Regions from separate parts of the Homo sapiens genome. Here region 1 is linked to region 2. The links are chromatin loops, found by intact Hi-C in ENCODE. Cell type or tissue: PC-3. All regions are shown on one strand. Links, peaks and the distances in the headings refer to the core of each region. The heading gives the core; the rest is flanking DNA.

Region 1 (5,392 bases), core at 189-5,188, 83 kb before region 2:
TAGGGGAACCAGCAGGAGACCAGTGGGTATGGAAGACCACTCCGCTCTCCCCTTAGCATCATGGTGCCATTAGCATGGCCAAACTTGTGTGGAATCCAGTTCCAATATTCTTAGACCTGAAGATGCTCTTGTTTGGCTAGAAGTGAGACAATGTAACTTAGCCTAAGTTCATTATCACCAAACAGCTATTTTTGTTTTTTGCATAGCTCAGTAACTCTGTGGTTCTAATCTTCTCATTCTCCCTGGTAATTCTGACGCCCCCAGTTTAAGGAGCACTGATCTGAACAGATGGGACACTGGCCCTTTCAAGTAACCTATATTATTACATGCTTATGATAGGAAATTAATAGCTCTAATCTTATTTTCTAATGAAACTGACAGCTTATGGGACTCATTAGTTAACAAGCCCCTTTAATGACTGAGAGCTTACCAAAGAGTACAGGAATTTTAGTTTTAAGTTCAAAGTTGTGTTTCAAAATAGCAGGAAGATGTTTGCTGAATTGGCTAGCTTATCTTCAGCCATTTGTAAATCTTTAATTCAAAAAATATTCTTGCTTTTCTCGCATTGTTATTTGTCCACTGATGAATTCCCTGCTACACACTTTCCTTCCATGGGCAACTAACCAATATACTTAGTCTCTTTTTCCTGGAAAGAACATAAAACATAACATGACTTTTATACAGAATTTTTATTTATAAAATTGACCTTTTCTTGAATGGACAGTTTTCCTCTTTATATTTGATGCATACACCTGGGAATACAATCAGAAGATTCCTATTGATTGTTCTGAAGCAATTTCATTCTGGTCATGGTTGTTCTGGATTTGCAATTATACTGAGGAGAGGTATTATTGACTGGTCCTGGTAATTACCACACTGACATCAGATTCAGCTGGAGGTGAAACCAACCTACATCTCCATGTTGGTGTTCTCGTTATAAAAGATTTGCACTGATACTTCCAATCTAGCGATGAACAACACATGATGTTACGTTTTAGTCATAGCAATTTATTTCACTATGCAGTTCATTTATTTTTGAGTATAAGCAGCTTAAGGTACTGACTTAGGAAATGTATACATTGGGGAAGTTAATTATCGACCTACACCACGTATACTTTTGTCTAGCAGAACAAATAGGTCATCTTTTGTATTAAAACAATGGCTTTTAGACAGATCTTATAAGTAGATGGATTACTCTTGCATGTGTTTAATCAGATCAAAGGTAGCCTTATAAATAGTGAATCTACTTTTAATATAAATTTGAATTTCTTAGATTATATGAAATAAATATTTATGTATAGTCTCAAAGCAACAACAGTATAATTATCCTTAGAAAATAGAACTCTTTTATGAATGCCAAACTCAGTTTACTCCATTGGGTAAATTCAATGGAACACGTATGTAAATAAAGGTTATATAGAACTAGCATTGTGTAATACTTAATCCCAAGCCTGAATATACAGAAAAAGTGTACTGGTGTAACAACCCATCAGGCCATGTACAGAGAAGCTTAGCTTAACCTATAGACTGCAATGTATGCTCATAAATGTTAGGAAATGAAAAATATATTGGTTATACTTGGTATACAATTAAAAAAATCTATATGTAATTTGTTCAAAGTAATTTTCAAATATGTGTATTGCTTTTGCATTTTTCATAAAATACTTTAATTTTCTAATTGATATTAACATAATCAAAAATTCTTATCAGTATAAGAATTTTTTAAATGGGACTCTTCATGTGTAGAACATAGGCAATTCTCTATTAACCACTGATGCAATAGGCACTCCAGCTTTATTTGTGTAAAAAAGCAAATCATTATGATTATAATGTGAAAGTTCAATAAGAAAACATCATTTGCTACTTCTACCTATAGAAAAAATATGTCATTTAATTTGCAAAATCCAAACTTTTAATTTCCAAAATCCATTTTTATTTGCTTCAGCTCACTTTTGGCTAACATATTTAGACCAAAATCCAAACTTTTAATTTATAATATCCATTTTTTTTTGGTTCAGCTCACTTTTGGCTAACATGTTTAGACCCAGTGTACTTGCATCAGAAAATTATTTATTTCAACAAAGACTCAGTTTATATTATGAAAGACTGTAGCTTTTTTATTGTTTTATGAAGTACAATAATTCTAGGATCAATATAATACCCTTAAAGAGGTTTTATTCATATTTTTCTGGACAGACTGTTATTATTGCAGAGTTTAGACAGGATATTTCTATGGTGAGAGACCCACCCAACAACTGAGAAATTCCGTATGCAATTTGCAGATCTTGATCACATGACATTTCTGATTTTCTCTAGATAGCTAGAGAGGCACAAGTTTAGGAATAGGCCTGTTATAGAAGATGTTGCCTGTGTCCAATCCCTCACACTCTCAGGTGAACTAAACTATTGAGAAGTCTGCATTTGCTACCTTCTGACAGTACAGTATTTTAGAATATTAGCTTTGAGGAGATGGATGAATTAGTCAGAGGTAAAGCTGATTACTATTATTTCAGTGTGGTCCTATTAATGCAGGGAAGAGAAATACTCAATTTTGTGGTCATAGAACGCACACAGATCTCTCCACGGTCATCTTACCAAGCTGCCTCAGTCTCCCAGGGTGCTTTATAACAGAGTACAGATGTTTTAGTACAAATCCATCACCACCACTCAGAAAAACCATGTTAATCAGAAGAAACATCAAAAGCATCAGCTTGGAATCCCAAAGGAGCGGTGGCAGGTGCAGGTAGTGTCACTGCCTCTGACGTGCTGGGGCCGCATTCAGAAGGGATGCTGTCTCTACTGGCAGGCAGAAAGCACTGAGGCCTGAATCACTTGAGTGAGCAAAAGTTTTATCCGAAATATTCAGATAACTTGGGCAAAAGCAAATGTTTGGTTTAAATAGAGTAGATAAGAGACTCAATTTTTCATTTTGCTTTTGTAGATAGGACTGGGTTGATCAACTCAGGAAGAAAGGGAACAAGTATATCCTATTTAAGACTCTAAAATATTTGCCGAGATTTACTGCTATTTCCAAAGAGTCACATAAAGACATGTTGGATATAAAATATTTTATATCTTTAATTGGACTCTAAATTCCTACCATGTGGGGATTATCATTTTTTAAAATTCATTCTATACCTAGCATATTATGGATCACATAGGGACCAACCCGGAATTGTCTGTGAAATAGAATTATTGAATAATTGCATTTACGAACGTCGTCTTCTTTTGGAAGAATATTTCACCTCCTCCATGTCTGCAGATAAAATGCTGATGTGCTTTTTTCTCTTGACATCCAAAATTACAAGTTAAACAAAACAAAACAAAAGTTTGAATGGAGTCAACACATCCAAGTGAATTGAAAAAAGAGATGATATTGAAGTCAGAACAAAAAATGTTTTGTAATTTTAAAGAAAACATAAAGCTGAAGCAAAGCAGCAATAGAAAATGCAACAAATAATCAATTTTTCCCCCACTGAATCTAGGTGCCTTTAACATTGTCAAAAATCACACCAACACCAGTGATACACACAATTTGGATATATTTTGTTTCAATGATCTTTCAGCAAATATTGTCTTGAGATAACTCCATGCCTTGTGACAGTTCTATGATCATTTAAAACATTAAGCTTCAACCAAGGTCAGAGAACAAAGAGAAATGCAAATGCACATATTTAAAACTAACAATGAATCTCACCTTCCAGGAAAAGGATTGCACTTCTACTAGTATAATGGAAAAGTATAGACAGGAAAATATGGTAGAAGCTCCTCTGTTCTCTCTCTCTCTCTCTCTCTCACTCTCTGTCTGTCTCTGTCTCTGTCTCTCTCTCTCTCTCTCTCTCTCTCTCTCTCACACACACACACACACACACACACACACACACACACACACGCCATACTTTATTTTAAAAATATACAGTGAATTGGCTGTTTGGAAGTAACAGGCATCTTAATCTGATTTCACCAGAGTTTTAGGGAATGATTAACTCTTACATTTGCAAAATTGAGTTAGAATGTTTAATACAATGTAATATGAAATTGAAACAGATGAGACTTCTTCATAAATTAAGTGCCTGGAAGATTTGGAAAACTTCTGAGAGAGACATCGTGTGAATTTTTCCTCCCTGCATGTCCGCACTGCAGGTGCAGAGTGGGCAGATAACACATGGAAGCCAGTGTGGCCCTATTTCCCCAGTGTTCACAGGACATGGGGCACAAAGGGCCAGCATCTTTTCGCTGTTGCTGCTTGCCATATTTAGTCACTGAGATCTGGAACGGGCCTGAGGAATGCTGAACTGAACTGTTGCTTATGTCATTAAAAACTCAACTAGGCAGAAAGCTAGGAATGGAGCAGTTGACAAAGATAAAGCCGAGAGCTCTGTGGCTTATCCTTAATTAGGTGTTGGCATTGGTTCTTGTCAAACAAGGGGAAAGAGAGTGTGCTGTAGCACACGGACGCACACAGACAGCCCTAGTCACAGTTGGAGAGAACACAAAGTGCATTCAAGCTGGCATTGAAAGGGATTTAGATAAGTACTCGAGGTAACAAAAATCGAAAAAGGAGGATGATAGCAATGGAAGCTTTAGATGAATTGCAACTGAGTGCACCTTTATTACAGCTTATCAGTCTCCAGACAGCTACAAACCAACCTTCCTAGTGCATTTCTCTTCGTGCTCTCCTGGATTAAAGGTCAAAGTAACTCAGATTTATATGTTCTGTCGCGCGGTCTCAGTCTCTCCCGTTGCTCACGTATATGGAGCCCATATCCCAGGGATTTGGTATCCCTGGCATGAAACTTTGCTCCTTGAATGAAGCAAAAGCCTTTCCTCATTGAAAAGGGTCCATTTTTCTAAAATAACTATCTCATAGGAAGAGGTTGCAAATAATGCAATATTAAAAGATCTCAAAGATGCTACTGGCATAAATACACACATGGCAACGTGCCAGCTCTAATCGTTCTTGTCCATAATTATGGTTATATTTTGCATCGATCTGACATATTCAAAAGCTAATATTCTGGTTTATTAGAACAGAGTCTATATGTATTCTCAACATACACAAAAGCTGTGTGTTTTCATAATATGTATAAGCACTTCAGACGGTAAGCTGTGCACATTGCAGCTAGCAGATGGTAGCTCTTATCACAGATAAAAGCACATATATATGTTTCTGTAACTACACCCTCAGAGAGAACGGATAAGAGAAGAATTCTCTCCACATCACAGCTTACATTACCCATCTACTTAGGCAGCAAACAGCATATGTTTTACTGCTGTGGAAAGGCAGTACTTGAGAGGAAAATATGATTAAAATAAACTTAGAGATAACCTGATGAATAAATACAAAAAACCCCTCTGTGTTAATTGAAAGTTAGGGTGTGTGTGTGCATGT
Region 2 (5,392 bases), core at 297-5,296:
CTTTTTATTTCTACCAGAGCCTGTAGACTGATTCTCCTCTTCACTTCTCCACATATTCCATTTTACATCCTTTGTTTAATTCTGGACTTCAGGCAAAAGTTAAACACATGCCCAGTATCTCAGACAAACAGAAACCCAAAGTGTCAAGTTGGAGGAGCATAAACCACTGTCATCAGGGGCTTAGTAACAGTTTTAAGAGTTATAATTTCTGACGTTGAGCTATCACTTTTCTGAGCAAACACTAGTGTTGAAATATATTATTACTAGCCCTCTCCCCACTCCAACCACCAGAACAAACATCCAGCTTCCCAGAGAAATTTAAGTGTGCACAGATAAGACAGCAACCCTTTGTAGCAGCCTTTAGACAGGGGACACCAAGCTCTAATAGAGGCTGTCATCCTCACATGAGCCACTGAATCATGTTTATATATAACTTGCATATTAAAAAGCAACAGCCAATGTCAATGGTGCTGATATAAAAATATCTTAATAGCCAGTAACTGACTAATGAATACTACTGTAATAACAGTTTAATTTGAAGAATTCTGACAGCTGGTTGCTTTGTTGAGAGTGGTTTCCAAGGAGTCCTAGTCCCATGCTGAGAACATCTCTAGCCTGCTGATTTATAGCAGCAGTGCAGAACTGTTTAATGTCACCACCTCTCAGCTAAAGTAATAATAAACAGGAATGTTATGGTTTATTTTTCTGTATGAATTGTTCAGGCTCTGTGTGGTAAGTACCAACTCAATAGGAAATAATAGCTGTCATTCTCCTGGGAGTTGTAACTGGAGGTGAGCCTTTCTTCTTTTTATTCCCTTTATTTTTTTTTCTTTTTTATCAACAAGGTTTATATATCAGAATGAATGTAGAAGTTCTTGGTTTTGTGGTGGATTTATTTTATTCTTTTACATAGCTCTTGCTCATCCCATTCTGCTTAGCAAATGTAATTACTCTGGTTAAGATGTAGCTTCCCTATTATTTCTGAACTTCCCAAGATAGTTTAAAGCAGACAGCTAGGGCATGAAATATATGGTTCTACAACTATCTTAATTATACTGCGTGACTCTGTGTTTGATATGAAATAGCAATGTCTGGGAAGTGAACTTAATCTCTACAGATTTAGGACGATTGCCAAAAAGATTCATTGATTTTTTTTTCTTTTGCAGAGCGCAATCTTTTATTGTATAAATGTCAGAAGCTTCAAATTATTAGGAAATGTGTCAAGAAGCTCAAGGTATAATAACATTCTTTAGAGAGCTTGATTCTGAAGACAGTGCAATGAAATGTTCAAAAAGAAAACATGTCTTATGTTCTTAGAGAATAAAGCTCTGGGATTCATTTTAATTTGTCATTTTGAACAGGATGAGGCCTCCACTGGGTCCTTTGATGTGAAAACCCTGGGGATGATATACAGCTATTCCTCGGTCACCCCAGTGTCTTTATAAGCTCCAGATTGCAGAGATGTCAGCAGTCCTGCGAAAGATGATACTGACTTGGGATTTGAGGCTTCAGGGCTGAACTGTAAAAAATCACTGGGATTTGTCCAGGTGATGTCCTGAAGAGCAGGTCATGAAAAGAAGGAGACAATATTATGAGCTGTGTCACCCAGCTCAGAGAGAGCTTCTAGTTGTCCTAAAATCAAGGTGAAATCCTTATCATGAAGCAGTGTATTACTTACTATTTTATTGTAGTAATAGATAACCTACTCAAACCTGCTTAAATAACAAAGAGAATATAGTGGTTCACTTTTCTGAAAAGTTCAGAAGTTGGGTGGGCTTCAGGCATGTGGGATTCATAGATCAATGATATCATGAGAGTCTGAGCTCCATTTCTCATTGTTGTGCTCTACCCTGTGAGTCGGGTTTATTCCTGGCCTAGCTCCTCTGGCCTTATATTCTTACTCTCAACCCCATTGTTTGTCTAAACACCTCAAGGAAAAGTCTGAAGGTAATGCAGATTTGACTATCTCTTTTGTCAGAGAGCCCAGAGTCTCTGATTGGCTTAGCCTCATTCACCCTCTCCAGCTATGGAGCCTGATGGATGCCCACATGGAAATCAGGGCTGTTAGGAAGAGGGCAAGGGATGGCTGTGAGGCAGCCAAAGCAGAATGTTCAGAGATGGGCATGCTCTTCTTTCTGGAAAAGTAAAGTTGCCTCAAAGGCCAGAAGGCACAGATTCTATTGCATACCTCTGCACATCACTGTATTAACATATTTAAACTTGGCTGAACTCTCATTAATCAGTCTCTACTAGTTATTCAGTTTATCTTTCAAGGCTTCATAGCATCAGTTCATCTGAACTTTCCAGATCAGACTTCTGCTATTGCTCAGCTGTAATCCTACTGATATGGATTAGGTGTGTATCCACACCCAAATCTCATGTTCCATTGTAATCCCCAATGTTGGAGAGGGGGTCTGGTGGGAGGTGGTTGGATCACGGGGGCAGATTTCTCATGAATGGTTTAGCGCCATCCTCTTGGTACTGTCATCCCAATAGTGAGTGAGTGCTCATGAGATCTGGTTGTTGAAACGTGTATAGCTCCGACCCCGTTGCTCCTGTGCTAGCCATGTGATGTGCCTGTTTCCCCTTCATCTTCTACCCTTATTGTAGTTTCCTGAGGCCTCCCCAGCAGCTGAGCAGATGCCAGCACCATGCTTCCTATACAAACTGCAGAACCAAGAGCCAATTAGACCTCCTTTCTTTATAAATTACCCAGTCTTTGGTATTTCTTTATAGCAGTGCAAGAATGGCCTAATACACCTACATTCTGACTGGGCTATTCTTATCCTACCTCCATGCCTTTGCTCTTACTCACTCTTCCCCCATTCTTATTTGTTTTTCTCTGACTAATCACATCTGACTCAGCCCTGAAGGTTTATTGGAGGAGGCATATTATAGTGATTTAGAGTGTAGGTGCTGGAGTGAGACTGCGTAGGTTCAGATTTAGCTCTATTGCTATGGAAATTTGCAAGTTACTAAGCCACAGTCAGCCATGATTTCCTTGAATTTAAAATGAGAATATAATGGTACCTAAGTCAAGTGTTGTTGTGAGCATTAAATGAGTTAATATGTATAAAAGAGTTAGGCCAATGCCTGGCACTTGGCAAGAAGTCAATAAACATTGGCTATTATTTTAATGCACCATGAAATCATTCCCCAACTAGCCCATGTCTTTCCTTCCTTTAAACTACTGTACTGTTTTGGCCTGAACTCCTCATTGCACTCTTGAACACTCGTTAATTTGAATGGCCAGATAACTTTATACGGATAGGAGGCTTCAATTAAATACTTCTTGTTTCTCTGCACAGAACATAGTTAAATGCCATAAACCTATATTGTAGATATCTAACAACTGTGCATTGAAGAAATGGAATGTGGCTGAGAGTACTCCTATGCATGTTCAAAAAGGATCAAAGCTGGCCAAAACTACCATGTAAGAAAAGCCACTGGAAATTAATCTCTTCAATCAAATATTGCTTTGTGTACAATTAAAATATTATGTCTCCAGAGCTAGTAAAATGCTGACCCGTTTAAACCCATATAATTCAGGTTTAAAACCTTCATTCTTTAGTCAGACTAGATTTACTGAGAACTATGTCGGTTCCTCCCCTCTAGCATATTCCCAGGCAGTTTACTAGGTGCAGGGAATATGGTAGTGAATAATACAATCTCAGACCTAACAGAGAAAGTGAACATTAACTATTACAGGTATGAAGAACTATAAAGGAAATGTACAGAACCTATGTACTGAACAGACATGGGGTTTATCAGTTTGGGAAACAGCACATGCTCCCTTCATTCCCTTGGCATATAGATGGATGTGTGCATTATTTCTGCACAGACGGGGCTGTTATATGTACCCTATATATAGATAGTAATATCTTATATCTGTAGAATGCTGTACACTTTCTATATTACTTCCTTATTTCTCATTTGTTACTCTTCATTATGTTGTCAAGAAGTAAAGATATTGTTCTGTCCCAATGAAAAGCTGAGCGGACTGAAGTGCAGAGGGGTTCAATGCTATTTTCAAGATCAGAGACTGGGAGACGGTTGGAGCTGTGGGTGGGCTTTAGACTGCTGACTTCATGCTCAGTCATCTCTCCATTGTACTCCCCTTTGTGTCCTTCCCCCATCTCTTCCACTATCAGCTGCTGATTATGTGTGTTTGGTGAGGAAAAAGTGGTAAATAGAGCAAGTGTGGCAAATAATAATACCTTTTGGAATTATCCAATTGGACATAAAAAGGGAGCAGGCTTAGAACTCTGTAGCTGGATTCTTTAGTACAGAGGACATCATTGCAATTTCCTTACCTTGTTTTGGGAGTTGAAAAACATTGCCTAAAATTTATAAATTTTTGTTCATTGCAGTTCCAAGAACAGGAAGGACATTTATTGTCATAACATCAGTTTGTTGTAAATGATATTCATCGACCTAGATTTCTCTTCTATCTTTTACATGCTAACCCCTATTCATCCTTAGAGGCAGTTTAACTGTGACATCCTTCAGGAATCATTCCTGATAATTTTTAAAGTCCCCTTTCTCCTCTGCTAAGTGATATGCTCCACTGCTGAGCTCATACATTATCTGGGCTTACTTCTCCATCGTCCTAAAGAAGCATGAGTTCCTCAAAGCAGAATCTGTGCCTCATCCACCTTTGTATCATTAATGTCTAGTACAGTACCTGGCACAGAGTAGTTCCTTGAATAGTTAATGAATGGACGATGTTCTATCTGCAAAACTCTGAAAGATGCATAGTTTGGCATTTCACTAGATCCTGAATCACATCATCTTTTGTCTCAGCTCCTCAAGATTGGCTAATAACACCTTATTGAAAAAATATATGAATTAGCAAGGGAAAACTGAATGTGTCATGCCAGAGTGGTAGCATACTTCCAGTACTTCCATCTCACCACATCTTTCAGAAAATAACACATGATTCTGTTGCTGTCACCAGTGTACAAACTGCTGCTTAGTAGGGTTTTTACACAAATGAAGAAGCAATACAATTCAAAAGTCGTAAGTATAATGGCTCATTACAATCAGCTGTGAACTAAAACAGGAACAAAACTTGTTGCACTAACTTTTGCGATCAAATTTTAGAAGGTTTTGGAAAGAGGGGTGGGGGAAGTGGGGACAGGGAAAGACAAAAGGGGAGTAGAGAGAGATGAGAGGAGGCAAGGGAGCAAAGAAAGGGGGAAGGGACAGAAAGAGCAGAGAAAGAGAGACAGAATGAGACAGTGCCATTCAAATAACTTTAAAAAGTTTAGCTCCCAAGCTATATTCTTGGACTCCAGGAGAAAAATTAATTGCAAGGAAATTGTTCAAAATTCAAGTGTACATAACCCTTTTACCTACAGGAAATTAATAGTTGCCTTACCTATGGACTAAA

What was found. Peaks named below come from ENCODE experiments on the same cell type or tissue, not always from the same donor. Only the 100,000 strongest peaks of a DNase experiment are listed, where the experiment ranks them.
Region 1: it touches region 2 in a loop (2.0-fold over the local background); 1 of 110 quality-filtered maps calls a loop at or near these places.

Annotation. Positions count from the first base shown.
Region 1 is chr5:125,192,330-125,197,721 of GRCh38, forward strand. The region is part of intron 4 of LOC101927421 (a long non-coding RNA gene); the gene reads left to right. Among named protein-coding and RNA genes, the nearest start is that of LINC02240, 300 kb to the right of the region's middle. In PC-3, for the core only: no CTCF peak of the experiment used is centred there; no DNase peak of the experiment used is centred there.
Region 2 is chr5:125,274,863-125,280,254 of GRCh38, forward strand. All of the region lies in intron 4 of LOC101927421 (a long non-coding RNA gene), which reads left to right. Among named protein-coding and RNA genes, the nearest start is that of LINC02240, 220 kb to the right of the region's middle. In PC-3, for the core only: no CTCF peak of the experiment used is centred there; a DNase peak (open chromatin) is centred at 2,859; H3K27ac peaks cover 1,439 bases.